Regions from separate parts of the Homo sapiens genome. Here region 1 is linked to region 2. The links are chromatin loops, found by intact Hi-C in ENCODE. Cell type or tissue: dorsolateral prefrontal cortex. All regions are shown on one strand. Each heading gives the region's core, and the rest is flanking DNA. Links, peaks and the distances in the headings are about the cores only.

What was found. Hi-C counts contacts between places; a loop is a spot of excess contacts. Peaks named below come from ENCODE experiments on the same cell type or tissue, not always from the same donor. Only the 100,000 strongest peaks of a DNase experiment are listed, where the experiment ranks them.
Region 1: it touches region 2 in a loop (2.3-fold over the local background); 2 of 110 quality-filtered maps call a loop at or near these places.

What each region holds. Positions count from the first base shown.
Region 1 is chr3:50,204,413-50,219,077 of GRCh38, forward strand. It overlaps SLC38A3 (solute carrier family 38 member 3), which reads left to right and starts at 859. Exons shown (of 16, transcript NM_006841.6): 1 at 859-936; 2 at 9,737-9,888; 3 at 9,990-10,071; 4 at 10,241-10,356; 5 at 10,974-11,047; 6 at 11,132-11,224; 7 at 11,328-11,409; 8 at 12,826-12,908; 9 at 13,003-13,061; 10 at 13,264-13,428; 11 at 13,505-13,584; 12 at 13,858-13,958; 13 at 14,181-14,305; 14 at 14,392-14,536. The coding sequence starts at 9,788. RefSeq lists a silencer at 1,741-1,820 and enhancers at 4,776-5,304, 8,185-8,994. In dorsolateral prefrontal cortex, for the core only: a CTCF peak has its summit at 9,183; a DNase peak (open chromatin) is centred at 9,169; H3K27ac peaks cover 5,101 bases.
Region 2 is chr3:49,546,185-49,560,849 of GRCh38, forward strand. It overlaps BSN (bassoon presynaptic cytomatrix protein), which reads left to right and starts at 8,293. Exons shown (of 12, transcript NM_003458.4): 1 at 8,293-8,642. The coding sequence starts at 8,419. BSN-DT (BSN divergent transcript) reads right to left here and starts at 8,182. Exons shown (of 3, transcript NR_038866.1): 1 at 7,857-8,182; 2 at 7,364-7,503; 3 at 3,122-5,258. RefSeq lists silencers at 8,101-8,400, 8,471-8,680. In dorsolateral prefrontal cortex, for the core only: a CTCF peak has its summit at 8,179; DNase peaks (open chromatin) are centred at 7,642, 8,197 and 8,647; H3K4me3 peaks cover 4,835 bases; H3K27ac peaks cover 4,159 bases.

The DNA.
Region 1 (14,665 bases), core at 4,196-12,195, 660 kb after region 2:
GTTCTGAGAACCCCCCCACTTCACCCCGAAGGTCAGCATCTCCCCCAGCTTCCTACTGGTGGAACCTGGGACCTTAACACCCACCACCCGTCTCTGAGCACCAAGGGCCTGTGTGGAAAGCAGGCAGGGGTGGGATAAGGAGCCCCCAGCCAAGAACGGGGCCATCCTAAAACCCCTGTCTGTCCCCAGGACACCAAGTCCCAGCCCCCTTCTTGTGGACAGGCTGACAGCTGTCTCCTACACCTTCTAAATAAGGACGGGGGTCATGGTCGGGGGGCCCCAGGTGAGGCTCAAGCAAGCCAAGCCTTACTCCTTGCCTGACCTCACTGCCCCTGCCCTCTGTGTTCCAGCCTCAGCCTCCTCTGAATATCTGGGGTGGAGACAGAATTGATATAAGAAGCCCTCCCACCCTCGCCCCCACCCCACCCCTGGTTGGGAAGGGGGAGGCAGGTAGAAGAGGTATTTTGTTGCCTGAGTGTCGCCTGAAAGTCCCCCATTCAAGCATCTCTCACTGAGGCTATGCATTGCCAGTCCTCTTGGCGGAAGCTCCCCTTCTGGCTTTGGGGGGTGTGGGCAAAGCATTTCAGGGGTTAATGTGACACCCACAGACCTCAGAGAGAATCTGCTTTGGACTGAAGCATTCCCCCCACAAGACTCAACGGAGTCCCTCTGGCAGCTCTGCTCTCCCACCTAGGGGCTCCCTAACGCTCAGGCCGCCCCTTTGCTCCCGGCCTGCCCCGGCCCCCGCCATTCCCCCGACCAGCCCCTCCTCCCGCGGGCCGCCAGGGATTGGCGGGCGGGGGGCGGGCCGGGGGCGGGGCCGGGCGCCCTTCATCCCGCGTCGCTGTTGTCGCTGTTGCAGCCGAGTTCAGCCGGGAGCAGAGCGAACCGCACCGGCCCGAGCGGAGCGCCGCACGTTCCCAACCGCGAGGCCAGGTACCGCTTCGGGAGTTCATCCCACCCGCACAGGGGAATCGGGTGGGCCGAGCCCTACTGTCCACCCTCCTGTCCGTAGCCGGGCTCTGGGCAGCTCTCCTCTACCGTCCTGACCCGGGCAGGCGCCCCAGCCTCCGGCGAGCCAAAGCCCCGCGCGCTCCAGGCGCTGGTCTTGGGGACCTGCCAGTCGGGACTCAGCGCCGAGCTTAAGCAGGGCCCTGGGGGTACCGGGAGGGACACGTCGTCGCCTTAGGGCCTCTCGGCGGGGCTGCGAGGTACAGCAGGAGGTCGGCGGCACCCGGGGCTGGGACCACAGGACGCCTTGTTGGGGGCTCGGGCGGCACACCACAGGCTTCCTGAGGCAGGGCCCATGGGGCAGGCTGGAGAGGGCCCGAGGGGAGGACCCAAGAGGGGCCTGGAGCAGTCCCTGGAGCGCTGCCCCGACGGGCGCCTGACAGGCAGAGCAGCCCGGCTGGCACGATGGGAATCCGGGTATATTTATCTCGGCTGCTCCGGACAAGGGCTTGAGGGCAGATCGGGCCGGGCCGCCTGAGGGGCCGCGGGGTACATGCTGGTCCCAGAGCCGGTGCCATTTGCAGAGGAGCCAGCGGGCACAGCGGGCGCAGGGCGCGAGTGGCTCCCTGACCTGAGGCCGGGGCGCCGTGCGAGCTCCTCCCCACCTGGCGCTGGGTAGGGTGTAAGTTAGAGCCCGCGCAGCGCACGGCGGAGAGAAGGAACCAAGACTTGGTTTGCAAGAGCCCGCCCCCGCCCGGTTGGCCCCTTCGATTGGCCACAGCAAATGCGTGCGTTTGTTTACACCCAGGCAGGGGGAGGCCAGGGGAGGGACCTGCGGGGACCCGCCCTTTTCCCCCCACGGGGACCTGAGTCCTGAGTCCAGGTATGGGCTCTCAAACAGGTCTGAGAAAGGCTAAGTCAAAGGCTCTTGAGCCCTGAGGAACACCATGGAGGACTTCCCCACTCATGCCCATCCTTCCTTCAGCCTGCCAACCCTGTCCTTTCTTCCATGACCGACTCTGGCCACAGAGCTGCCCCTGGAAAAGGCCCTTGGACCTTTCACCCCTTCCTGTTCTGTTCTGTAAAAGGTCTGGGATGGGGCTCATTTCCTTCTGGAAAGGAAGCACATCCCTCGGGGCTCTCAGTCTGGGGGATAGAAAGCTAAAGAGACCCAAAGATGGTTCCATTTTGAATGGGGGAAATTCGGCACAGCCACGGTACCCTTCCTGCAAGAAGCATCACTGACGGGAGGGATCAGGACTGGAAGAGGCCAAGCCTGGCACGTCTCTGAGAGGGCTGGAATGACTGAAACCAGAAATGGGAATCTGATTTCTTGACATTGGGAGCAGGGGGCTGAATCTCTGGGGAGGGTAGGAGTCTGTATCTCAGAATTTTGTTCTGCCTGGGCCCATGGGACCCATGTCTTCGCTGGCTTCTCAAGCCACTCCTTGTTGTGTGCTGGTTTTTTTGGCCCATGTCACAAATGGTCCCCACACCAGTCCAGGGCTCCAGGTTGCCAGATCATGACAACTGGTTGCTCCTGTCCTTGTGCCACTGCCCTAGCAAGTAGCCTTGAAGCCCTGGACAGTTGGAGAAACTGAGGCACAACAAGACTGGCTGGGTGGTTCATGGTCTCTGGGTTGAGTCAGAGAAGGATTTTAAGCTGAACTGGACACACCCTGGAAGTCTGGGCTGGGTGTGAGGACAAGCATCCAGTTTGAGAGGGAAACATATTTGGAGGGGAGTGGTGTGGGGTGGGCCACCAGGGAGGTGCAGTTTTGGTGTCTCTGTGAACAGAAAGCTGAGGTGGAATGTGCAGTCTATGCTATAGTAGAATTGGGACCCAGTGGGAGGATGTTTTAGTGTAGACATGGCCAGGGGCCAGGCCTCACTTGGAGCAGGTAAGAGGGCTTGCCGAGGGCCTCAAATGCATTCCATTCGTTTATTTTTTTTATTTTTTTCATTTTTTGAGGTGGGGTCTCACTCTGTTGCCCAAGCTGGAGTGCAGTGGCACAATCTCGCCTCACTGCAACCGCCGCCTCCCAGGCCCAAGCAATTCTCCCACCTCAGCCTTCTGAGTAGCCAGGACCGCAAGTGTGCAACATCAAGCCTGGGTAATTTTTTTTGTATTTTTGGTAGAGACAGGGTTTCATCATGTTGTCCAGACTGGTCTCGGACTCCTGACCTCAAGCAGTCTGCCTGCCTTGGCCTCCCAAAGTGCTGGAATTACAAGTCTAAGCCACCGCGCCCGGCCATTCCATTCATTTAACATTTGCTGAGCACCTACTGTGTGCCCGGGGTACACTCTTGTCTAGTGGGTGAAGGGTAGGCCTTTGACTCTGGGTGGTAGGACAGACATAGGAGAACAGGGTGGGGCTCTAGAGGACCAGGCGGGGCTTCTGGGGGCCAAAGGGAAGGACCAGCTGCTGGGCAGGAGGGGCTTTCCGGCCAGTGGCCTGGGGTGGCTTGGTTTTGAATTTCCGCTCTGCGGGCCACGTCCTGTACACAGCCTCTCAGCCAGCACGTCTGCACACGTGCATGGCTGCTGGGAATGGGGGTCACTCCGACTGACCATCATCTCCACATGTATTTTCCATTGCTCAGGTAGACAAGTCCTGGGTGCTGGACCAGGGATATCTGAGCTTTCCAGTTGGGCCTGGCCTTGTGGCCCTAGTGGGCTCAGCCCCAGCCTCTGGGTGTCATAGCACCTGGTTGGTAGGGGCATAACCTGCTCTGTGGGGACCTGGAGGTGCAGCAGCCTTTTTGTGGGGTCCTCCAGGGTTCTGCCTGGCCATCTTGGCAGTGCCCATTGGGCCTACTGCCCCCTCAGCTGGGCCCCCTGGCTCCCTCTCCCCTTCTCGCTCTTTCTGGGGCTCTCTTTTTCTTCAGCTTTCTCTCTTTTTTTTTTTTTTTTTTTGAGATAGGGTCTCGCTGTGTTACCCAGGCTGGAGTGCAGCGGCGTGATCTTGGTTCACTGTAGCCTCTGCCTCCCAGGTTCAAGCAGTTCTCCTGCCTCAGCCTCCCGAGTAGCTGGGATTACAGGCACCTGCCACCATGCCTGGATAATTTTTGTATTTTTAGTAGAGATGGGGTTTCACCATGTTGGCCAGGCTGGTCTCAAACTCCTGGGCTCAGGTGATCTGCCCGCCTCGGCCTCCCAAAGTGCTGGGATTACAGGCGTGAGCCACCATGCCCGGCCTTACAGCTGTCTCTTGCTGTCTTGTTGTCTGTCTCTTCCTCCATTTGGCTGTCTCTGACTGGGTGCTCACTCTGTTTCTCACCTCCCTGGTTGTTTCTGTCGCTGTCTGTCTCCTGTCTAAATGTCTGTCCGCTATCTGCATGTGGTTTTTGTCTGTGTGTTTTTCTGTCTGTGTCCCTCTGTGTGCATCTGCATTTCCCTGTCACCCTGGGCCGCTGCATCTCTGTCTGTCTGTCTCTGTGTGTGGATCAGTATGCATGGACGCATGGAGCTAATGACTGTGTTTTCTCTCCCTGCTCTGTCCCTGTCTATCTCTCTTCCCTCCCTCTGCCTTTTCTTCCTGATGTTGGATGTCTCCCCTCCTCCAGGCCGACCTTGACTTTAGCCCCCCATCGGACTCTCTGATGAGTCCTGAACTGCCCGAGGCCTGTGCTTCAGCTTGCTTTGGGGCCAGAAGTCCGGCTGTCTAAATATTTGGCCGCCTCCAGGGGATTCCGGGTCAGCAGGGAGGAGAATGGGCTGGCTGGCGCAGGGTCTCCCCTGCCCCTGGGGGGCCACAGTCACGTGATGTCCTGTCCTTTGCCTCAGCTGGGCCTCCGGCTGCACGTCCTTCTCAGCAGGCTGGCAATGGGTGAGGTGGGGGCTGCTGTTGCTCTAGCCCACTCGTGAACCAAGAGCTTCTGACTGCAACCTCTATGGGTGGCAGCCTGAGCAAGGAGGGTCCAGGGCTGGGTGGGAAGGGAGGCTGAGGTGCCTAAGGTTAGGCCCAGCTACAAGCATCTGTTAGAAAACGTACCTGGCCATGGCCGGGCGCAGTGGCTCAAGCCTGTAATCCCAGCACTTTGGGAGGCCAAGGTGGGTGGATCACGAGGTCAGGAGATCGAGACCATCCTGGCTAACATGGTGAAACCCCGTCTCTACTAAAAAATACAAAAAATTAGCTGGGCGTGGTGGCGGGCGCCTGTAGTCCCAGCTACTCGGGAAGCTGAGGCAGGAGAAAGGTGTGAACCCAGGAGGCGGAGGTTGCAGTGAGCCGAGATCACGCCACTGCACTCCAGCCTGGGTGACAGAGCAAGACTCCGTCTCAAAAAAAAAAAACAAGAAAAAAAAAGAAAATGTACCCGGCCACAGGAAAGTCTACCTTCCGGCCCCAGCTGGGTCTCTCAGATCCTCCTAGACACCTCCGGATGCCCAGAACACAGAGCCACAGACCCTAGATCCCAAGGCCAGGGAGCTGGGGGCTGAGGATTAACATGGCCGGTAGTTCAGTTCTCTGGGCCATCTGCCTTCCCCTGGATATGCCCCCGCCTGCATGTCACTTCTTCAGTATTAGCCCAGTGTTGGCCACACACTGGCCACTTGCACTGTTGTGTTGTTGATGAGGAGGACATGAAAACATGGGTCTAGAGGAGGGTAAGAGGTGTCTTTTCCCTGTTCTAACACCCTCCTCCCACCTGCTTTGTCCCTAGACCCCTGACCCCAGCAATCAGCTACCACCAATTCCTATGGCTGTGCCTTGAGAACATGCAGTCCAAATGTCTCCATTGGATCTGGTTTCCCCCCTTACTAACACCTTCTCCTAGTAGGGGGCATCTTCCCTCTGAAGCCTGGAGGAGCAGGTGGACAGAGGGGTAGCTGTCCAGATGGGTACCAGACTTAGGAGGGGGGCACCCTGTCTCAGCCAAGGAGGGGAGTGGTAAAAATGAGCTGAGCTGGAACTGGGGGCAGCCCTCACCCCTGAGCCCCCAGGGATAATCACGATGGACCCTCAAGCCAGGCCAGCTGTCTCTCTCCTGAGATCTTGGCGGAGGTCAGGTAGCCTGGGCCTCAGCAATAAGCTCCAGAGGGTCTGTGCCTCCACTGGTGCAAGTCGTCACCAAGGTAAAAAGAGTGCGAAGGCCTCCCTGTCACCAGCTCACTACTGCCGACCCAGACCCACTTATGTTCCTGAGCATGGGGAAGGAAAGCAAGGCTCAGAGTCCTGGGGACTCCAAGGACCTTGATCCCTGGGCAGAGAGCTGTGCTTCCTGTAGCTGCTTGCATCAGCCGCCCTGAAGTGGCCTGGGTTCCTGGGGCTCAAAATCTTTAATTAGCCAAACTCAACACCTGCCGAGGTGTGCCTGATGAATTCTCACCAGGTGATGTTCGCGTGGGCGGGCGTTACCTGCTGCGCCATCCCTGTGGCTCCTGGCCCCTCCTGGCCCTTATCTCCCAGGAAAACAAACAGGTCCCAGGGCAATGGCCTGGGCCATTGATTTACTGCCCGGGTTCACACTACATCCATGACAGATGCCATTCTGATGACCTGCCCAAGGCCACCGTGATCTCCCCACCCTAGCTCCTGGCCACTCTCTGGGCACCCATGGACTGTTCTGGGGATGAAGGCTTTGGGGAGGCTCCTCACTCATCCCCAGCTTTGACCAAGCCTCACGGGACCCCTAGAGGACAGGGATACACTGAGGTCCTGAGCTGGGGAGTACCCTGCCCCTGGCCACACAGTGAGGCAGGGCCAAGCCCAGCCCTAGAGGGTCTACTCTGGGCTTTCACCACAGGGGATCAGGCTCTGCTGGCAGCCTTTCTTATGCAGGAGCCCTTCCCTGAGTTTACCCCGATTCCGATTCCCGGATACAAAGGAGCCTGGGAGGCCACAGGCCTGAGGGGTAGGAGCTGTCAAAAATGGGCTGGCAGCCTCAGGGAATGGCTGGGGGCTCCATGCCAGGCCAGTGCTAATCCTCACCCTGGCCCCCAGCCCCCAGCCCTCCTCCCTGCCCTGGACCAAAGTCCAGACTCCTAGACCTGGCCTTTACAGCTGTATCAGGTTTGTCTGTTGCCACAGAACCTTCCTTCAACGCTTACAGCTTGCCTCGTACTGCACCTCAGGGCCTCTGCCTATGCTGTGCTCTCTGCCTGGTACACTCTTTCCTGTTTGACACCCCAGGGTGCCTACTGGAATTTTAGTACTGGCTTCGCACCTCCTCCAGGAAGTCTTCCTTGATGCCCCCATCCTTTTTTTTTTTTTTTTTTTTTTTTTTTCTTTTTTTTTGAGATGGAGTTTGGCTCTTGTTGCCCAGGCTGGAGTGCAATGGCGCAATCTCAGCTCACTGCAACCTCCACCTCCTGGGTTCAAGCAATTCTCCTGCCTCAGCCTCCTGCGTAGCTGGGATTACAGGCATGCGCCACCAGCCCGGCTAATTTTGTATTTTTAGTAGAGATGGGGTTTTTCCATGTTGGTCAGGCTAGTCTCAAACTCCTGACCTCAGGTGATCCTGCTCTCCTCGGCCTCCCAAAGTGCTGGTATTACAGGCGTGAGCCACTGCGCCCGGCACCCCCATCCTCTTTTTTGAGACCCAGCATTATGTGGCTCACACTCAGTTGCAGCAGGAGCTATAGAGTAGTGATGAGGGTGCTATCTGGGGGGATTTGTCTCTTCCAGGCTGGAGGTCACTTAAGGAGAGATATTCTAAATCCTTTCTGGGATCTCAGGCCTGCCCAAGACCCAGCAATGACTGATCATGATTGAGTAATAGCTACCAGGCCCCAAAGGTCTAGGCCCAGCTACTGCAGGGGGGATGGGGAATCTGGAGCTCAGACCTCAGACACCTCCCACGGCCCATGCCACAGACTGTGGTCTCCCTGGAGGCAGTGCCTGGCTGCTACAGAAGGATATTAGGGCAGAGAAGGGTGTTTTGTCCAGACTGCCAGCTCAGCACACTCTGAGGGCCTGTCCCAGCCTGCCCAGGGCAGGGGGCCGAGAGAGGGCACCCCCAGCTGAGTGCAGGGGGGACTCTGGAGTAGCTCTGGACGCCAGCACTGGCACCTCTATACCCAGGTGGGACACTTGGAGGGATGCTGATGGCAAGGCTTAGGGCAGGGGCATGAGGACATGTGGACCTAGGCAACCCTGGGGTCAGGGGAGAAGGCTCAATAAGAGATGCTAACATTGTTATAGTCCCGAGTAGGTGGGTCTGGGAGGAGAGGAGGTAAGATGCTTGCATCAGAAGGAGAGGCAGGTTTGAGGGATGCAAGAGTGCCATGTGTGGGGTCTCCAGGATCCAGGTGCCAGAATCTGAACTCTGGCCTGGGGCTGCCTGGGGCAGTGCAGGGAGGGAGTCCTCTGACCAGAGAGGCCAGAGGCTGCTGTGACCTCTGCTGCCTCCAGGGGCACCAGGCCTGAGGCCTGAGCCCAGCCTCTCTTGTTCACCCCTAGCCCTGAGTGCTACGTTTGAGTTCCCCAGTGCTCCAGATTCAAGGGCAGACCTGAGACCATCAGGGGCCGGAGTGGGGATGGGGGGTTCAGGGCAGAATTCAGGGTTCTCCATCAGAGAGGGCACCACGGATTCAGGACCAGGTTCTGGCTGTCCTGCCTGGCAGGGCTGCCCCCCTCACTGGTCTCCACTCTGGCCTCAGCTCTCCTCCTGGCCAGGCTGGCCTTCAGGGTGTCCTTACAGAACCTGGGGGCACTATGCCCAGCCACCTCTGGTTATGAGGTAGGCAATTCCTGGACCCAGTGATGGGAGAGAGGGGCCAGTGAGTTGTCTGGGCAGCGGGCAGGGGTGGTGGAGGAAGGAGAGCTGGTTCCTTTGAGGCCCAGCAGGGCCAAGCCCTGAGAGCAGAGAAGGGAGACTGATCTGGTGACCCAGGCTCCTCTACAGCCGGCCAAGGGCCTGAGCTCCTGGCCTGGGGCCCTAGGAAATGGGGGTCTGTTCAAAGGGTCCACTCCTGGACAGCGGGCCCCTGAGGGTTGGGGGTTCCCTGCCTGGCAGTGGAGGAGAGGCTTGGAAAAAAACATGGCCCTGAGGCCAGGACTGTGTGGAGGGTGAGGTGTGTGTGGCACAGAGAACTGGCCCTGGAGCACCCGTTTCCTGGAAGGCCCCCTGAGGGCCCTTTGCTGCAGCCAGGCGGGAAGGGCCCAGGTGTCCAGCCACCCAGCACCGCCTCAGGCATCCTGGCTCTGGGGAGGGGGGACAGCCTCTGCGCCTGCCGTTCCCAGCGCCAGCTCTCAGCCCACAGAGGGCTCTTTGTTCTGGCTGCCAGCAGTGCCCGCCGGGCGGCTGGGAACAGGGCCCACAGCCCTCACCCTCTCCCGAGGCCTCCAGCCGTCGGGCAGTGCCATTCTAGGTTGGGCAGGAGGCCCCTGGACACAGGGCCAGTGCAGGAAACCATCTCCCACTATTGATGTCAAGGAGGAGAAGTCTGTCCTGGGTACATACCCAGAGTGAAGTCTGGGGGCCTGGGACTGAGCATCTGGGGATGCTGGTGCCACTGGGCTCTGAACTCGGGTCATCCAGATGACCGTCACTTCACAGATGGTGAAACCGAGACCCTAAGGGCTTGCCTGGACGGGTGTGCATGTAAGAAGTGCATTATGTACTGGCTAGGGTGTCCCATCAGAACGTCCTAGGAACTCAGGTGTCTGAGCTGGATTCCCCCAACAGCAGATCCCAGGGAGGCAGTAGGCAGAGCTGCATGTGTGGATATGCCCCGAGTGACCATCTGGGAGGTGTGCTATGGCTGCAGGCCTCAGGTAGGAGGCTAGGCCGTAGGCCCAAGTAACGGGGCTAACCAGAGGGACCGGCTGCTCTGCAGACATCTGACTGTTGGTGTGAGACCAGTGCTCCTGGTGGTGTGCCCTGAGCCATGGAGGCGCCTTTGCAGACAGAGATGGTGGAGCTGGTGCCCAATGGCAAACACTCAGAGGGGCTGCTCCCGGTCATCACCCCCATGGCAGGCAACCAGAGGTGAGTACCAGAGGGACCCAGTGGTGGCTGAAGACAGGGCAGGGCAGGGATACAGAGCAAAGGGCTGGAGCTGAGCCACCCACCCTGACCTGTGCCTACAGGGTCGAGGACCCTGCACGGAGCTGTATGGAGGGCAAGAGCTTCCTACAGAAAAGTCCCAGCAAGGAGCCACACTTCACTGACGTGAGCAGGGCAGCAACGGGTTTTAGGGGACACTGTGGGGAGCTTGGATGCAGTAATGAGGTGGTCTCTGGCAGCAGTGGGAGGCTGAGGGACAGTCAGGGGAAGGCTGCGATGCCCCTGTCCCTTGCTGACTCCTCCCACCCTCCCCGTCCCATTCTGGTGCCTGCAGTTCGAGGGGAAGACATCATTCGGGATGTCAGTGTTCAACCTCAGCAATGCCATCATGGGCAGCGGCATCCTGGGACTCGCCTATGCCATGGCCAATACGGGCATTATCCTTTTCCTGTGAGTGCCCTCAGAGAAACTTCTAAAGATAGGGGCCCTAAGCAAGCCACCAATCATGACCTCCCAGGACCCGCCAGTTCCCTGTCCCAGCATCCAGGCTGCAGTGGGTGGGCACTTCTTACACTAACAAACCGCGGCTGAAAAAAACATCCACAGCCAAACAAATATACCTCACTGCCCAGTAAACCGACTGAGGTCACAACACAGGCCGGTCTTACAGGCCAGAGACTGTCCTTTTGGCACCTTACACGTGATGGCCAAGCCCCACGGCCAGGCCTTGTGTGGGCACACGTGTCCTTTGGCTGGGGGCTCTGCCCTGAAGCCAGAATGGAAAACATGTTTGTTTCAAGGACTCAAGAGGAGGACGTGCTCAGAGGGCAGTCACAGGGACACTCTTGACCCAGAGGGCCCCTTCTGGGGTGTGTCGCACCCTGGATCAAAGGGGGTGGTGTTCATCACCCCTGGGGCCTGCTGAGCTGGCATCCATACCTGTTGGGAGTCCAGACACCCAGGTCACAGACCCTCCACCCCCAGGCCTCCCAGAGCCCCTCACCCTCTGCCAGCCACGGTAGCCCCCCAGTGGCCTCTTTTTCTTCCATCTTCCCATGTGTCCCCAGGTTCCTGTTGACAGCTGTCGCCTTGCTCTCCAGCTACTCCATCCACCTGCTACTCAAGTCCTCAGGGGTCGTGGGTGAGCCTCACACCAGCCTGGAATGGGCGGGAGCTGGTGGGTAAACTGGGACAAGCTCCTGACTTCTTGACCCTGCTCCTGCAGGCATCCGTGCCTATGAGCAGCTGGGCTACCGTGCCTTTGGGACCCCAGGAAAGCTGGCAGCAGCCCTGGCCATCACGCTCCAGAACATCGGAGGTAAGAGCAGTGGGCAGGGGCAGGCAGTAGGGAGGTGGACAGCCCTGAAAGCTGGCTGGTTGGGCTGACCTCAGCGCCTGCCTGCCCGCCCCTCTCCCCACAGCCATGTCCAGCTACCTGTACATCATCAAGTCTGAGCTGCCACTTGTCATACAGACCTTCCTGAACCTGGAGGAGAAAACCTCGTGAGCCCTGGCGTGGGGAGGGGAGGGGAGGGGTGCGGTGCAGTGAGGAGGGGTGGGGTGGGGTGGGGCTGGGTGAGGGTGGGGGGGCCCAGGCTGGGCTGGTGGGAGAGACAAGACAAAGCAGACAAGAAGCTGGTGGAGTGGGGAGAGTTGCCCGCAGAGCCAGCATTCAGTTCACACTCACTTGGGAAGCACCTTGGAGACCCCCCTCCAGAAGGGGCTTGTGGGGCTAGGGGCAGGGTGCAGCTGAGGAAGCTGGGCCTCTCCTCACCCCGGACCCAGCCTGTGAGCGTGGGAGGCTCAGGCTTAGCTCTAAGCGCCTGCTATTCCTGACCATGGGGTTGCCCCCCCCAACCAAGATATTAAGCCCAGGTGTCCCAGTTGCCTATCACTTTAGCCAGCATTGACTGGGCATCAAACGTGTTTTGTGGGACAGAGGGGACACAGCCAGGCCCTGCTCTTGACAGCCCAGCCCGAGCAAGCAGAGGGGCTGGGAGGCTGAGAGTAGCTCCGGCAAGAGGGAGAGCCAGGATTCTGCCGCTGGGGCCCTGGGCCTTTCCCAAGGAGTTGGCCTCAGGGCTTGCCTTTGAGGATGGTCCTGGCCCTTATCCCCTTGTTTCTCTGTGCCCCGTATCCATTCCTGGTGGGTAGAGGAGGGGGCCGGATGAGGCAAGGCCCAGATGCCAGAAGGAACCGCAAGGAGCACAGGTTATTGCAAGTGCCAGAAACCCCCGTGGAAAATACCACCTCCCTCTAGAACCAGGTCCCTCTTCCTCCTCCCACCCACCTCCATCCAAAGGCTGGGCCCAGACCTGTGTATCCTGAGAAAAGCAACAGCAGTGCCTACAATAGAGAGGGTCCTGAGCATGAGCTGTGTGCCAGGCTGGAACCTTAGTTCTCATGTCACCCTGAAGGACAGTACTGAAGGCACGCCCTTTGTTTTGTTTTGTTTTGTTTTGTTTTGTTTGTGAGACGGAGTCTCGCTCAGTCGCCCAGGCTGGAGTACAGTGGCACAATCTTGGCTCACTGCAACCTCTGCCTCCCGGGTTCTTGTGATTCTCCTGCCTCAGTCTCCTGAGTAGCTGAGATTATAGGCGTGTGCCACCATGCCCGGCTAATTTTTTTGTATTTTTAGTAGAGATGGGGTTTCACCATGTTGGTCAGGCTGGTCTCGAACTCCTGACCTGATGATCCACCCACCTCAGCCTCCCAAAGTGCTGGGATTACAGGCGTGAACCACCGCGCCCAGCTGGGCATGCCCATTTTGCAGATGGGGAAAGTGAGACTCAGAGCTGTGGACAAACATTCTTCAGATGTCACTCAGTGGCACCATTGGTAACTCCAGCAGAGGGAGGCAGGGGCCCCATCCCAGGCTGAATGGATTCTGACCCTGGCTCCCGACTCATGTCCCTGCAGGGACTGGTACATGAACGGGAACTACCTGGTAATCCTTGTCTCTGTCACCATCATTCTGCCCCTGGCACTGATGCGGCAGCTTGGTGAGTGTGGAAGGGTCAGAGCCTTGGAGGGGATGTTGGAGGCATACACCATGGGAGGGGCCCCAGGTCTCAGAGTGCTCCCTCCACTTTGCAGGCTACCTGGGCTACTCCAGCGGCTTCTCTCTTAGCTGCATGGTGTTCTTCCTAATTGCAGTGAGTCACCCTCCATGTTGGCTGAGAAAGCGGGCAGCGGGTCTCCTGGGGGAGTTCCCTGTCATCAGGAGGGGGCAGGTGTCTCTGGGAAGCCTGGGCCAGAAGGCAGCTCCACCAGTCCTGATCTAGATGTGGCTTCATGGTGACTTCCCAGGCAGTCCAGCCTGGGAGTCTCTGACACCCTCATCCCTCCCCACTCCAGGTCATCTACAAAAAGTTCCACGTGCCCTGCCCACTGCCCCCCAACTTCAACAACACCACAGGCAACTTCAGCCACGTGGAGATCGTGAAGGAGAAGGTGCAGCTGCAGGTCGAGCCTGAGGCTTCAGCCTTCTGCACTCCCAGCTACTTCACGCTCAACTCACAGGTTCTGACAGGTCAGGGCAAGGCGGGGGCCCAATGAGAGTGGCAGACTGCCTTGACACAGCCCCGTGTTTCCCCAGACAGCATACACCATCCCCATCATGGCCTTCGCCTTCGTCTGCCACCCCGAGGTGCTGCCCATCTATACTGAGCTCAAGGAGTAGGTGTCTGTGGCTGGGAGTGGGGGTGGGGATGCCCTGAGCTGGTTTGGGGAGAATGGATGTGGTCCTGAATGTGGAGAGGGGAGTGACAGGAGCCAAGTCACTTTATCTGAGATGTCCTTGGCAGCCATGAGAGGTGATTATGAGCAAGAAGGAGACTCCCTCAGATGCTGAATGGTGAAAGTATGGTGCCAGAGAGAGCTTGGGGCACATGGGGGTCTCCCAATGTTACCCAGCTTGTCACCAACACCCACCCCCCCACTTCCCCACAGCCCCTCCAAGAAGAAGATGCAGCACATCTCCAACCTGTCCATCGCTGTCATGTACATCATGTACTTCCTGGCTGCCCTCTTCGGCTACCTCACCTTCTACAGTACGGTGGCACCGGTGGGCAGAGGCCTAGGCTAGGCTGGGGGGAAGGGGCTGGTTGTGGCCATGGTGCCCTCCATACCGAGGCGTGTGGTGCCTGGCTGTGCCTTGCCGCTGTGGAGGTGAGTCTGCATGCCAATCCCCACAGTGTTGGGGTCCCCTAGGCAGCTCAGATCCCACCTCCTTCCTGGGGCCACCTACTGACCACCCTCCCTGCCTGCCACAGACGGGGTGGAGTCGGAGCTGCTGCACACCTACAGCAAGGTGGACCCGTTTGACGTCCTGATCCTGTGTGTGCGCGTGGCCGTGCTGACAGCAGTCACGCTCACAGTGCCCATCGTTCTGTTCCCGGTGAGCTGGTGGGCAGGTGGCTAGACTAGTGGCGGGAGGGGCTGATGGGGCCAACAGGCTGATGATTCTTCTCACCTGCCCCCCAGGTGCGCCGCGCCATCCAGCAGATGCTGTTTCCAAACCAGGAGTTCAGCTGGCTGCGGCATGTGCTTATTGCCGTTGGCCTGCTCACTTGTATCAACCTGCTGGTCATCTTTGCCCCCAACATCCTGGGCATCTTTGGGGTCATCGGTGAGGGTCTGGCCCTGCTGTGGAAGCAGGGTATTGCCCCAGAGGATTTCAACTCTGCAAATCCTGGCAGATTCCTGAGCTTACACCCTACATTAAGTGCAGTGGCCATGTGCACAGTTTGGCCTTCCA
Region 2 (14,665 bases), core at 3,983-11,982:
GCAAAAAAGGGAGGTCTATGCCTCTTCCTGCAAGAAGAATGCTTTTTCTTTCCTTTTTTTTTTTTTTTTTTTGAGACAAAGTTTTGCTCGTTGCCCAGGCTGGAGTGCAATGGCATGATCTCAGCTCACCGCAACCTCTGCCTCCTGGGTTCAAGCAATTCTCCTGCCTCAGCCTCCCAAGTAGCTGGGATTTCAGGCATGAGCCACCACGCTGGGCTAATTTTGTATTTTTAGTAGAGATGGGGTTTCTCCATGTTGGTCAGGCTGGTCTCAAACTCCCGACCTCAGGTGATCTGCCTGCCTCGGCCTCCCAAAATGCTGGGATTACAGGCGTGAGCCACCGCGCCCAGCCAAGAATGCTGTTTCTTTACAAACAAATCTAGATTGGTAAAAGAAGGAATATCCAAACTTAGAAAGATTGCAGAACGTCTACGCAAACAACCCGCCAATGACTTTTTCAGTTCTTTCCTCCCTTGGGTACTCCCTTTCATCAGTCCTTTCATTGTTTTTACCCTGCTTGATAAATTGTTGTCTTTTTGTTTTTTTTTTTGAGATGGAGTCTTGCTCTGTCCCCCAGGCTGGAGTGCAGTGGCCCGATCTTGGCTCACTGCAAGCTCTGTCTCCCAGGTTCACGCCATTCTCCTGCCTCAGCCTCCCAAGTAGCTGGGACTACAGGCACCTGCCACCATGCCCGGCTAGTTATTTGTATTTTTAGTAGAGATGGGGTTTCTCCGTGTTAGCCAGGATGGTCTCGATCTCCTGACCTCGTGATCCACCCGCCTCGGCCTCCCAAAGTGCTGGGATTACAGGCATGAGCCACTGCGCCCGGCCACTAAATTGTTTTCAAAAGTTCATTTTAGAAAGAGTTACTTCAATTGCTCAGGCCACCACAATGGGACATATAAAGGTGGCATTCCTGCCACAGAAAGAGTGAATGACTTCATCACCAGAGGAAGGCTACCTCCCCCCACACCATCACCCCTAAACCAGCAGGAAGCAGTCAGAACGAGTAGCTACCCCTCTGCTAAAAACCCTATCCAAAGAGATAATTAAAACAAAGAGGGGGAGAATATGAGGACTAACAATAGTTATGCCATTTTACAACCTTGGCTACTGTGTTCTCAGAAACAAAGCAAATGTCAACCCTGCCTATAGCTTCAACAGAGCATAACAGCCCTAACTACATCTACCCCCAGCTGGAAAAGTCCGCAACAGTCCCAGCCAGCCAGCACTTCCCCAACCCCTCCCCAGTAGAAACTTTATTATAAAAGCCTCAGCTTGTAATCGATCAGGGTCTCAGGCAGACTCCTGACTGGGACGCCTCGCAGGCTTATTCCTGTAAATAAACCTGTTTGGCTGTTGAGTTTCCTCCTGTCTCTTGCTCTCTTCCTATGCATCTTCCTAACAGTTTCCTGGGGGATGCTGAAGATGTGTATTCCTGGACTTCTTTGAGGAGCACATGGTATGCTTGGGGCAGGGGGTAACTCTGCCTTCCTGTGTCCAAAGTAATGATTAGAATGCATATGAGAGGCTGAAAAGGTACTGAGTGTGACCCCAGTGGCTCTGACTCAGCAATCACTGTGCCCCAAACCCTGCCCTGGGTTCAGGCAGCACATGAGCTTACTCCTGGAACTCCATCCTCCTCAGAGAGGCTCATGATCATGCAGGGCTAGGAGACGAATGTGCCAACCCTGTGAGCCCCAAGAAGATCCCTGGAGCAGAGCTGGAGATGGAAGGTGGGCCTGGTTGGAATCTCAGCTGAATATGTGACCTTTCTTGTTCTCTTGGTAGCAGATGATGTCCCTTGCCCAGCCTTAAAAGGAATTTTCAGTCTGTACTGTCAGCTCATTGTCAGAAAGACTGCCTTCTCAGAAAGCTGATGTCCATGCCAGGCCTTCCAGCTGGAGGGGTTTTTTAATACATACATAGCTGTGGTAACCCAGATGTGGCTACCTGACTGATACCTGCTACCACCCAGCCCAGAACCTGGAGGAGCCAAGAGGGGTTCTCCTCAGACAACCCTGATGCCTGAGTATGATTTTAGTGCTCATGGCCTGGCCTGGTGATGCTGTGACTACACCCACCACTATAGGGCAGGGTAGTGGTCCTGTACTGAGGGCCAGAAGTCAAGCTCTCCAGGTTCAGGGCCTGGTTTGAGCAGCAGACAGGCAAAGACCAGACTTCGAGATCACAAGCTCAGTGAGGGCAGAAGAGTTTAGCAGTCTTGGTTTCTGCTGTATCCTGTGGGCCTGGCACAGTGCTGTCCTCATCCTAGAGCTCAAAAAGTGCCAATTTTTTGTTTGTGAGACAGAGTCTCACTCTATTGCCCAAGCTGGAGTGCAGTGGCACGATCTCAGCTCGCTGCAACCTCTGCCTGCCAGTCTCAAGTGATCCTCCCGCCTCAGCCTCCTGAGTAGCTGTGACTACAGGCTTATGCCACCACACCTGGCTAATTTTGTATTTTTTGTAGAGATGGGTTTCACTATGTTGTTAGGCTGGTCTTGAACTCCTGGGCTCAAGCCATTTGCCCACCTCAGCCTCCCAAATTACTGGAATTACAGGCATGAGCCACCGTGTCTGGCACTATGGACCTTTCTCCTTGCCACAAGGCTCTTGCTTCACTATCAGGGACTCATTCCCTACCCCATTCTATCTTTCCTGGAAGGCAGAAGCTTTTCCAGTGGCTTCTGGGAGCTCCCTGGGCACTTGGTAAAGATGATAGAACAAACAAGCCCCTACTACAATCCATTCTGATTAGGACAGAGATAGAGCTCAGTGGAGAGAGTGGCTATGTCCCGTGGCCTGAGATTCCTGATGGTAAAGGGTGATTCTCAGAAGTGTCCTTGGGTTTGCAGTAGAAGAGCCACAGAGGAGTCGGGAGGTAAGGACCTCTCTGAGAGACTTCCCTAAAGACATGCAGAACTGAGTCTGATGGAGGGGCTGAGCAAGCTGCTCTTTCCCATGAGCAGTCAGAGTCATGCCTGAACCACTGTTGGCTGGGGTAGGACATGTGGGCTGGTCAGGAGAGGGCATAAGTGCATGACTTTCCACCCGGGCCTGTTCTCCCCCAATCTATGAAACAGACATGGGTGGGGGACATGATCACAATAGAGATTCTGGTGACATTTTCTGTAGTTTATTGGAAATAATTTGTGTGCCTATCACTCTCTTCCTGCAAACAGAACTCCTCAAGGGCAGGTCTCACAGTCTTCTCCAGGCCTGGCACTGAGTAGGAGTCAGGTATGCACTGGCCAAAGGAGGATGACTGCCTGCATGCATGAGATAGGCAAAGCCAGCCCAGAGGCTTGTCTAGGGGAACACAAAGGAACAAGGGATGCAGGATGTTTTTTTCTTTTTTTTTTGAGATGGAGTCTTGCTCTGACGCCCAGGGTACAGTGCAGTGGTGTGATCTCGGCTCATTGCAACCTCCGCCTCCCGGTTTCAAGCGATTCTCCTGCCTCAGCTTCCTGAGTAGCTGGGAGTACAGGCGCCCGCCACCATGCCTGGCTAATTTTTGTATTTTTAGTAGAGACGGGGTTTCATCATCTTGGCAAGGCTGGTCTCGAACTCCTGACCTCGTGATCCGGCTGCCTTGGCCTCCCGAAGTGCTGGGATTACAGGCGTGAGCCACCACACTCGCCTGGGATGCAGTATGTTTTGACTTGGATGCTTATGACTTGGAGGAACCATGTCTTCATTATTTTTTCTTGTCATAACAAGCCTTCAGAATCATGTAACTCTAATAGCAATGGGCCTTAATTAGCTTTCTTGGGAGCAATGCATGGGCAGTGGGGTTAGGCTGGTGGCAAACATTTCTGACAATTTTTTACCGCCTTTTTTTCATATAATGCAAGCAAAGAGTTGCCAGTTGCAACAGCAAAGGAATTATGTAGGCAAGGCATCAAGCAAATTCTGTACCTTCCAGCCTTATTCCTTTCTCCTGCTTTACCAAGGGCCATGGCCAGCTTAAGACCTCAGTATACAATTGAGGTTGTCCAGGCCAGCCCAGGTAGGCTGCTGAGCAGAACGAAGATACAATCACTTGTTTGTAGCCTCATGCCAGCTTAAGGCTCGCTTAGGGAACCACCTTATTCTCTATGTTAGTGGGCAGTGCCAACAAATCTCAGCCAGGAAAGAAAGCCTCTGTTTCTTTGGGCTTCCTTCCTTCCTCTTCAGTTCTGTTTCTCTCTCCCAAAGAAGGAGTGGGGCAGGAAGCCAATTTCCTGAGTTGCTTTTCATTGGGAAGTGAGACAGGCCTCAGCAGCACTTTAGCAAAAAGAAGGGTGCAGAGTTCAAGGAGCCTTGTAGGCAGGAGACAGGTCTCTCAGCCTCTCTGGAATAGTCCAAAGTCCATGGCATTATATCCTCTAGATACAGCCTGTCCTGTGTCATCCTTCTCTATTGTCTTCCTCCTCTGATCTCTCTAATGCCTACTCTTGCCTGCAAAGTTTGCCATTCTTCTTCACCCCCATAGACATCTTCATCTTTGGATCTCGTGCCTCCCCACGGAGGCTGCCATGCTGAAAGGATCAGCCCAGGGTAAACTGGACTTATGGGGAAGCAGGGAAGAGTCTGAGCTCTACCCCTTCTCCCTTTCTTGGGGATGACCGGCATGATGCTTTGCCTACGGCACAACTACACCTCTGGGTGTAGTTCCTGAGGTCCTGTCATCTCTTCATTCTTCCACGATTTGCCTTCTGGTGACTAATCATTTCTACTAATCCCAGCAGTGAGTTGGCTCTGATTGGGCCTTTTCCCACATGGATTTTTTTGTTTAGTTTTGTTTTTTTGAGACAGGGTCTTGCTCTGTCACCCAGGTGGGAGTGCAGTGGCACCATCACAGCTCACTGCAGCTTCAACCTCCCAGGCTCAGGTGATCCTCCCACCTCAGCCTCCCGAGTAGCTGGGACTACAGGTGCATGCCACCACACCCAGCTAGTTTTTGTATTTAGTAGAGAAAGGGTTTCGCCATGTTGCCCAGGCTGGTCTTAAACTGCTGAGCTCAAGCAATCCACCTGCCTTGGCCTCCCAAACTGTTGGGATTACAGGAGTGAGCCACTGTGCATGGCCCTGGATGGCTTTTTGTTGTTGTTGCTGTTTTTTCTGATTCCATTTTCCCTCTGGTCTTCTACAAGTGTCTGAGAACATAGGCTGGAGAAGCAAGCTGGCACATGTCTGTTGGTTCCATTTAGGCATGTGGATTGATTGTCCTCTCATCTGGCCATCTCCAAAATGGCTGCCATGTGTCACATGTTATGCTGAAGTGGGAAGAAGATATTTCAGCAAGTGAAGCTTAGGGGACTGGGAAACTCCTGCAGGGTCTCTAGGTCTATCCTGTCCCTGGTGGGGCAGCAGTTGGACCCAGGAGGACATGATACTTGACACACCACACAGCTGGCTTGCATAAACTGAAAGATTTGTTTATTCATTTGTCATAAAGCATAGTCAAGCCTAGTGAATTTTCCTGGATGAGTGAAGAGAGCTCATCAACAACCCCTCCATGAGGAGAAACCAGATGCAATCCCAGCACTCTCCCTGTTACTTATTAGCTCAGCAGCTAAAGCCAAAGATCTCTCTGAGTGCTTTTAAGCCTGGTGATTGGTGGGCCCTTTAGAAGCGCAGGTGAGGGAAATGCTCAGAGCGTCATGGAGAAGCCAGCACAACCATGAGCCCCAGAGGGCCTGCTGAAGGCCAGCCCAGGGGATAGGACCAGTCAGACAAGGTCCTGCTGTTGAGGAGCCCCAGTCTAGATCAAAAGGAGGTAAACAGCCTCTGGGACAGTGAATGGAAATGGGAGATTGAATCAGAGCCCCAGATAACCAGAGGCCAATACCATCCCATGGTCCACAAGAGTCCCTGGGCTGAATGTCAAGGGTGAATGAACACAGGGCAGGCATGTTCCTGGGGATGCTCCTCAAAGGAAACAGAACTGGGAGAGTTTGAGAGGAGAGGAGGGGCACCTCTAACCCACATTTTCAGGTCTCCTGGGTCCACTGTGCTGTGCCCTTTGTCACCAGGGCAGCAAAGACCCTGGAGGTCTGCTAACAGCCAGGAATCCACTCTGAGGAGGGCAACTCCCCAAGCCTGCAGGCTGGGTAGAGCTAATTAACCACACAGGAACCAGAGGCATGTTGATTTAAATCTGTGGAAAGCCATAGCTCCTGTGGTTTCTACAAAAACAAAAAAATAAACATCCTTTCCCCTGTTTCAAGTAGCCCAACCCACACTGACTGGGGTCTGTGAAGCTATAACAGCCTGGGTTGGGACAAGGTCAGGCCACTGGCCTGCCCATAGTGTTTGTGAGCATATTCTTCCCCAGGAGGAAATATATGGCACAAGACCGCCACATCCCAGACCATCACCAGGGAGACAACTAATAACAGAGTTGTCATAAGTATACCAGGCACTTGTCCTGGTGTTTTACCTACATCAGGCTGGGTGCATTGACTCATGCCTGTAATCCCAGCACTTTGGGAGGCCGAGGTGGGAGGATCACCAGAGGTCAGGAGTTCAAGACCAACCTGGCCAACATGGTGAAATCCCATCTCTACTAAAAATACAAAAACTAGCCAGGTGTGGTGGTGGGCACCTGTAATCCCAGCTACTAGGGAGGCTGAGGCAGGAGAATCATTTGAATCCGGGAGGTGGAGGTTGCAGTGAGCCGAGATCACACCACTGTACTCCAGCCTGGGTGACAGAGCGAGAGTCTGTCTCCAAAAAATAAAAATAAAAAAAATAAAATGAATAAAAAATAAAATATCTACATCAGCCACTCTACCCTTACAATCCCCCATATTCGAGGAGCTACTAAGATTCTAACTTTGCAGAATAGGAAATGGAGGCTCAGTGAGCCTAAGTCAGTTGCCAAGGGTCCTATCGGGGCTGAGGTGCAGACTCTTTTGGAGCCTAAATGTGCACATGTAGTCACCACTCACGAAGCTGTATCAAACATCCTGCAGCACAGGAGGAAACACAGCAAGGACCATCATCTGCAGGAAGAGAGGCTCTCTTCATCCTAGGTCATCCCAGAGGGGCCAGGCAGTTTAGCGTGAAAACGGGAGGTATGAAGTCAGGAGAAAATATCAGGAAGTGGGGGCTCTGCATTTCCTCTTTCTCTTACTTGCTCCATCCCAGAGGTCGGGAGGAGCAGCTCGGAGTGCACAGGGGAAGGCCCAGGGAGGGTCCTGGCCCCTCCTCACAAGAACTGACACAGCCACCGGTCTGTCCAGCAGGCTGGCTATCAGCATTCACTGGGATCCCTGGATTATTCTAGGTTCAGTTAGAACTGCTAACACCCTATGTGATATATTTCGCAACATTAGGAGAATTGAATGGGTTTGTAAAATGGGTTCAAGTTACTCACGCCTTTCTACACAGTCATGATTTATGACGTCAGAGATGAACTGGAATATAGGCTCCTAGGAAATATTCTCCCACAGGAAAGTACAGGCTTGTGTGAGAAGCCACCACGGCAGACAATCCTGAGTAGCGGGCAGAAACCGGCTGTAAATGTGAGGGAGCGGGGAAGTAATTTGGAAAGCTCTCAGGGTAATGCAGAGGCAACCTGCGGCCCCGCATCGAGACAGCTCCAGGCCTGAGAACCATCAAGTCCTCTTTTCCATCCCCAAGGTCACTCTCCCAGGGCTGACTGAGGTGGCCTCCCAGCTGGCTTCACACAGCCCTGTCACACCTTCCATCTGTGCCCGGGGCGCTTCCTGAGACTCCCAGTTCCTCAGTGTGAATCCCAGATGGTTCCCATCGCCATCTGGATAAAGGCTCCACTCCCCAGCTGGCCTTAAAGACCCTCACAATCCGGCCCGACCACCCAGCACCCTCCCTCTCCTTCCCTCTACGACCTTGCGTCTCTGAATACACTTGTTCCTCTGCCTTCCCAACTCCTATGCATACTTTTGAGGCCATTCTCGGGTAGCCCCTCTCCTCTCCGAGGCCTGTCCTTATGACGCCTGCCCGCTGTGGCACTCCGGTTACCCGGAGGAGAGTTGCTACTCTCGAGTTCACCGAGGCGGAAAGCCCCTCTGACTCCAAAGCAGGGCTCAGCGCGACGTCCCAGAGGCCGCTTCTAGTGGCAGGTGCCCCTCCTCACAGGGCCCTCGCAGCCCCGCCGGCCCCCGCCCGGCTCCTTCTCAGCATGATACAACCGCGTCGGCCCTGGACAGCGCATGCGCGGGCGCCGGCGGCTGTTTCCCAGCGACCCCGAGGCTGGCGGGAGCGCGCACAGGGGAAGGGGGGCGTGTGCAGGGAAGGGGGCGCGAGACGCGCATGCGCAGCGGCAGGCGGCGGCGCGAGCCGAGCTGGGAGATGGCGGCGGCAGCGGCGGCGCCGAGAGTGTGAGCACCGCCCGGGAGCCGCCGGCCCGGGCGCAGCGCGACCCCGACCCCGCCCGCCCGCCTGCCCGCCATGGGCAACGAGGTCAGCCTGGAGGGCGGCGCTGGCGACGGGCCGCTGCCGCCCGGCGGCGCCGGCCCCGGCCCGGGCCCCGGCCCCGGCCCCGGCGCAGGAAAGCCGCCTTCAGCACCGGCCGGTGGCGGACAGCTCCCCGCGGCGGGAGCAGCGCGGTCGACCGCGGTACCACCGGTCCCTGGCCCCGGCCCCGGCCCCGGTCCCGGCCCTGGCCCGGGCAGGTAAGCGCGTGTCTCGGCGCCCGGGGGGCGGTGAGCTGCAGCCTGAGGCCGGGACCCGGGCCCAGGATCCCGCGATCTAGTGTGGACAGCGAGGTTCGACGTCCGGCCGCACTCTGAACCCTGCCGGATTGGCGTGAACTGGGTGGTCGCGGGAAGCGGCCCTTCCTTTCCAGCTGCCCCGCCTTGGCGTGGCAGGATGACGAGCGCAGGGTCAGTCGGGGCCTGCAGACCGTGACTCCGTCACGAACCCCAAATTCGCTTCTCCCCAACGCTCGGGCCTGACTGCTCAGGAGGGGCTTATGTAACCTTAACCTGGTCCCTCCGCACAGGAGAGCAATGGGATGGAAAACGTCCTCCCTGTCTGCTGGTGTCTGCATGTGTCCATTGTGCTGGGCCGAGAAAACAGCACAATGGGAGTGGCTGTCAGGGAAGATAAGTGTCACTGCGAGGAACAGAGAGATGAAAATAGTTGAACCATGAACTTGGTCTTGGGCTTTCCTTGGGCATTTAGTGGCTGTAATCACCTTTGGGGGAAAGGAAAATTGCCCACTGGACACCAAGAGGTGCTTATTTAGGCCCAACAATACTAATAGGATCATGTGCTTTCACCAAGGTTTAGGGAAACATTTTGGGGTGAAGCAAAAATGCTATTGAGTCATCCAGCACCAGATATGTTCTCGTTACCTTATGATTTAGATCAAACCAGTGGAAAAGCTGAAACCCACACAGAATGCTTTAAACAGAACATATCTGATTAAATACTGTGAAACCAGTTTGTTTTAAATGTATGCCAACCCAGGTCCTGCAAAAACAGTCAAGTGGCAATGAAGGCTGTAAGGGAATGCCAATATATAATAAGTCAGTAGACTGAAAACTCAGGAAAACTACTAAGAGATGACACGATAAAATGGAAGGCATTATCTTTGCACCAAATAGGCTTGGGGAGTAGCAAAACCCCCAGGGGGTGGGAGGGAGGTGCTTCCAGCTCCATGTGGGTCTGCTGATATATGTTGCCCTGGCTTTTCTGTGTGGAAGCACATAAACTGAGGACGCATAATTTTTTATTCTTTGGCTGCCCGACTGTGCCTCTTGTGTGTTTATTTCCTCAGAAGTCATTTCTTAGACAACTAACAGTAATGAAAGGCTGTTAGTAGCTTGAAACCTGCGGCAGACAGGTCAGCCTGTGAGCATCCTTTTTAGAGGTGGGATTTGTCCATTTTATACTAGCTATAATAGTAATGCAGTTGGATAGCACACAGCTCTTAGCACTGCAAACACTGTCCATTTTGCTGCATGTTGAGTTGCTGTTTGGGTTTTAGCTTGAGGGAGGCTCACCCAGGCTTTAGTGTTCTCCTTCCAAGGGAAAGCTTCTGTAGCTGAATGGAAAAACACCTTGTTATTGAGAGTTCCCTGTATGGGGAATTTGTCATTTCTCTTCTGATAACCAAACAGGCTGCTCTGCTTGTAGTTTATCAGATGTTGCAGAGCCAATCATATGAAATTCTGGAAAGACCTGGGCAGCTCAGAGGGACCGGAAGGAGGCTGATGTCTATTGCTCATATGCCTTTTTAGTGTTTCATTTGTACTTCATCTGTACATTCTGCTGCAGGCAGACCCATGAACTGCTGTGGGTGAGGCGAACCACGGACTCCTGATGGATTTAGTAGTCACACAATCTCTTACCTGGCTGTGGGCAAGGCTCATACCTGAGCCTGTGGTGCTGAGGTCCTGTGACTATCAGACTCAGGAGGTGAGCTGGCTATTTGTCCCCAAAGCTCAGAACCAGAGACCATTAGGAGGTGGGATTTACTCCTCCAGCTGATATTCATTTTATCATAGCACCTCAGCTGAGCAGCAGCTCCATGGCTTATCTCTCCTTTAGTATTGCAATGGCTTCTACTTCCTCTCACTAGAGCATCTCAGATACCTGATGCCAAATTTAGCATGTTCTAAGATGCTGCTGAACAGATTGGCCCATTGATGGGGAAAAAGCCCTGTGAATGTGCTTCTGGGCATTCAGGAAAGAGCATTAGCACAAAGACATATTTGCTTTCAGTAAGATTTTGAATTTCGGGGCAGTCAGAAACCTCATAGAGGTGGGTAGAAGGCCAGGTAAAAGGGAGATGATTCTGGGGGAGTTAAATGCTATTGCCATATTACCTTGTCATCCCAGGCTGAATTAGTCTTTTCATCCTCATACTGAGCTGAGTTGGACTCTGTGAGGGGGTGGCTCCAGCATTTGCTGCTGAAGAGCCTGACTTGAATCCCATGAGTAGCAGTGCTGCCACACCCATAGTGGTGCCTCTTAGCCCGTCGGGATGATGTGGAGCTTTGGGCATTGGAGAGTCCCTCAAGGAAGGGCTCTCTGCTTCTGGTGTCAGGGTGGCCATGTACAATTATATAATCTGTGCCTTTTCCAAGGAGTGCTGGTTTGGGAGAAAGCTGAACTCTAACCCAGGCTCCACTCTCCAAGCTGTGTGCCCTGGTGTAGGCTGCATCCTCTTAGATGAAGGGGCATCATTCACTCGTTAATTCATTTACTTATTTATGGAGATATGCCTAATGTACAGTGGAACACACATATTGATGGGATTTTATTTATACATACACTCGTGACACACTACCAGATCAAGACAGAACTTTATCAGTACCCCAGAAAGTACTTTTTAAAATAATTACACGAAGGAGCCATGTAGACCAGTGGCAGCCTGTCTAGTTTACACCAGCTCTGTGGACTTGCACCTGTCAGTTTTTTTTTTTTTTTTTTTTGAGTTGGAGTCTCGCTCTGTCGCCCAGGCTGGAGTGCAGTGGCACGATCTCCGCTCACTGCAAGCTCCACCTTCTGGGTTCACGCCATTCTCCTGCCTCAGCCTCCCGAGTAGCTGGGACTGCAGGCGCCCACCACCGCACCCAGCTAATTTTTTGTACTTTTAGTAGAGATGGGATTTCACCGTGGTCTCGATCTCCTAACCTTGTGATCTACCTGCCTCGGCCTCCCAAAGTGCTGGGATTACAGGCGGGAGCCACTGCACCCGGCCCAACTTGCACATGTTTTGATGTTTGCAAATTGATATCTAGTCGATCAGCTAAGGTGTATTTGTCAGCTGTCAAGAGCAAGCACAGTTATTGGCTTTGTGGATGGTATGGAAAGGATATATAGTGCTTCCCTGTCCTTCAGCACCTCACAGACTGGTTGGTCAGATAGCTCTTGAAGAGCCAAATCATGGAAGAACCCTAAGAGAGACACTGTGGGCAGCTCAGTATCTGAGAAATGTCAAATAAGCAGTGCTTACAGGGTTGTTAATTGGGAAGAGTGGAGAGGCACAGCTAAGCTTTAGGAGAGGTAGAGATGTAAGGCTGGAAAAATGACTGGGTTAAGAGAGGTAGAGATAGAGATAAATGGCATAAAGAATGTGGTCTACACAGGCAGGGACAGTGAGCAGAGAATGAGGCTGAGTGCAGGGTGGTGGGGGAAAGCCAGGGCAAAGCCAACAGAGGCCCTTCTCCATCATTGCCCATCAGAATGCGTAATCAATGCCAAAGTCGCCTCTCTTCACTCCTGGCCCATATGTTATTGAGACAGACACCCTAAGCCAAAGGCAGCTAGGCACAGAGAACCTGGTTGTTTACTGGAAGGTGGGCAAGGCTGCTCTGAGAACCATACCCCGAATTCCTTTTTCAAAATGGATTTGTCAGGCATAGTATCTCTGGTCTGGGATTAGTCAGACTTGTTACATTATATCAGCCAACTCAGCCTCTAGAAAAATCTGGCACTAACTTGTAAAGATAAAATGAAAGGACATAATTGCCAGGTCTGGAAATAATGCTCCTTTGTCACTTAGAGATCTTCTTTGTCCCCAGTGGCTGGATCTCACAGAGGGTATGTCATGGAGTGTGAATTAAAGTGACCTTACATCTGAATGGTGACGATGTCAAAATTTTACCCAGAGGGCAACCATTTTTGCATTTCTCCAGGGAAAGCAGGCTACTTTTGATAATACAGTTGCTCACAGCATCATTAAGACTAATAAGGTGCTGTTGATTTAAAAAATGTAAAAATGTAATGGAGACATTAGGAGGAGAAATACTGTCTTTTGTTTGTTTGTTTTTTGTTTTTTGAGACAGAGTCTTGCTCTGTCGCCCAGGCTGGAGTGCAGTGGCGCGATCTCGGGTCACTGCAACCTCTGCCTCCCGGGTTCAAGCGATTCTCCTGCCTCAGCCTCCTGAGTAGCTGGTATTACAGGCACCCACCACCAGACCCAGCTAATTTTTGTATTTTTAGTAGAGACGGGGTTTCACCATGTTGGCCAGGCTGGTCTCAAACTCCTGAGCTCAGGTGATCTGCCCGCCTCAGCCTCCCAAAGTGCTGGGATTACAGGCATGAGCCACTGTGCCTGGCCGAGAAATGCTATCTTAAACATTTTTTTTTTACTATGGAAAATTTCAAACATACATGAAAGTAGAGGAAATGGTCTAATGAACTTTTGTGTTCCCATTGCTTAGCCACTGCCATCATCAACTTATGGCCAATTGAGTTTAATTTATCTCTCTCACATCCTACCCCCTAGAGAAGCAAATTCCAGACATCCCAAAATTTCATCATCAGTATTTCAGTTTGTATTTCCAAGAAATAAGGGCTTTGCATGAACATAACCACAGCACCACAGCCACATCTAAATAAGATAATGATCTCTTCTTAAACTCAGCAAATATTCAGTCAGGATTCTACTTTTCTGATTGTCTTATGAATTTACTTTTATTATTGGTTTGAATTGTGATCTAAACAGGGTCTACACATTGAATTTGTCTGATGCATCTGTCTAGTTTCTTTATGTATTTTCTCTCCTTTTTGCTCCTTGCAGTTTATTATTAGAGAACTATGACATTTGTCCTGTGGTTTCTCATATTCAGGATTATGCTGATTGCATCCCTGTGGTGTCATTTAAGATGTTCCTCTGTCCCATGTTTTTCTTGTAAACTGAGAATTCTGTCTAGAAGCTAATCAGATTCAAATTTTATTCTTTTGGTCAAGAAATTCTAGCTTTTTAAAAAAGAGTTTATTGAAGGCTTCAGACATGGAGAGGCTGAGAGTTCACTGAAAGCAGAACCAGGGTTTGGGCTAATTGGGAGCCAAAGAACAATGCAGTGGACCACTTTTCTGTTCCTTTTCTAAAGATCTCCTTCCTCTGAGTCAGTTTGGTTCTGAGTTTAAGAAGTCAAAGCTTTCAGAGGAAAGTTGTTTTTTTTTTCCCCCAGAAAAGTCATGCCTTTCACCCCAGTGTGGGGGAGCCCTCCCTGCATATGTGAGTAGGAAGCCTCCTACTCACATTTGGGGGCTTAATAAATCTTTCCCCTTATCACAGGTCCTGCATTTCTGAATTGGGCCCTTTCCTCTTGTTAGTTGTGGGGGTGTGGAAGGCCAGACCTACTATGTGTGGGCTATGTGAGGGGAACCTGTTGCTGGAGCCTGTGGGCCATGTGCAGTAAGTTGGGGCTAACTGTGAAGGTAGGTTGGCAACACTGTAATAGCAGTTATGACTACCATTACTGAATGACTGCCTCATCACAGACATTCTGCTAGGTGTTTTATTTCTTATTCCACCTGCTTGGCCATTCAGCTTCTGCAGGCCCTGCCTGTCCTGACTTTACTTACTGCCTGGGGACTGACTTTTTAAATGGTAAAATGGTGGCTAAGCCCTGCATGCCTACAGCAAGGGCTGACTGTCACTTTAGGACATGAGGCCCTCTGGGTAAGCTGGGACTTGGTGAACAATCTAGCTGTGGGGGACTCCTGCTCAGTCCTTTCATTTGGTGCCAGGAGCATGTCATGCTGGTATTGATCCTGCATTTGTAGCACTTGCCCGAGCTCCTTTTCTGGAGGGACCTCTGCCATCTCCTCTCACTAGCACAGTGGTTGAAGCTGTGGAGTGAATTGGGACACTGGCCTGTGGGCTCCTGCCTGTGGTAGGGGTGATAGAATTTTGGTGTCTCACTCTCTGTGGTTCCTTCTGTACAGATCGGGC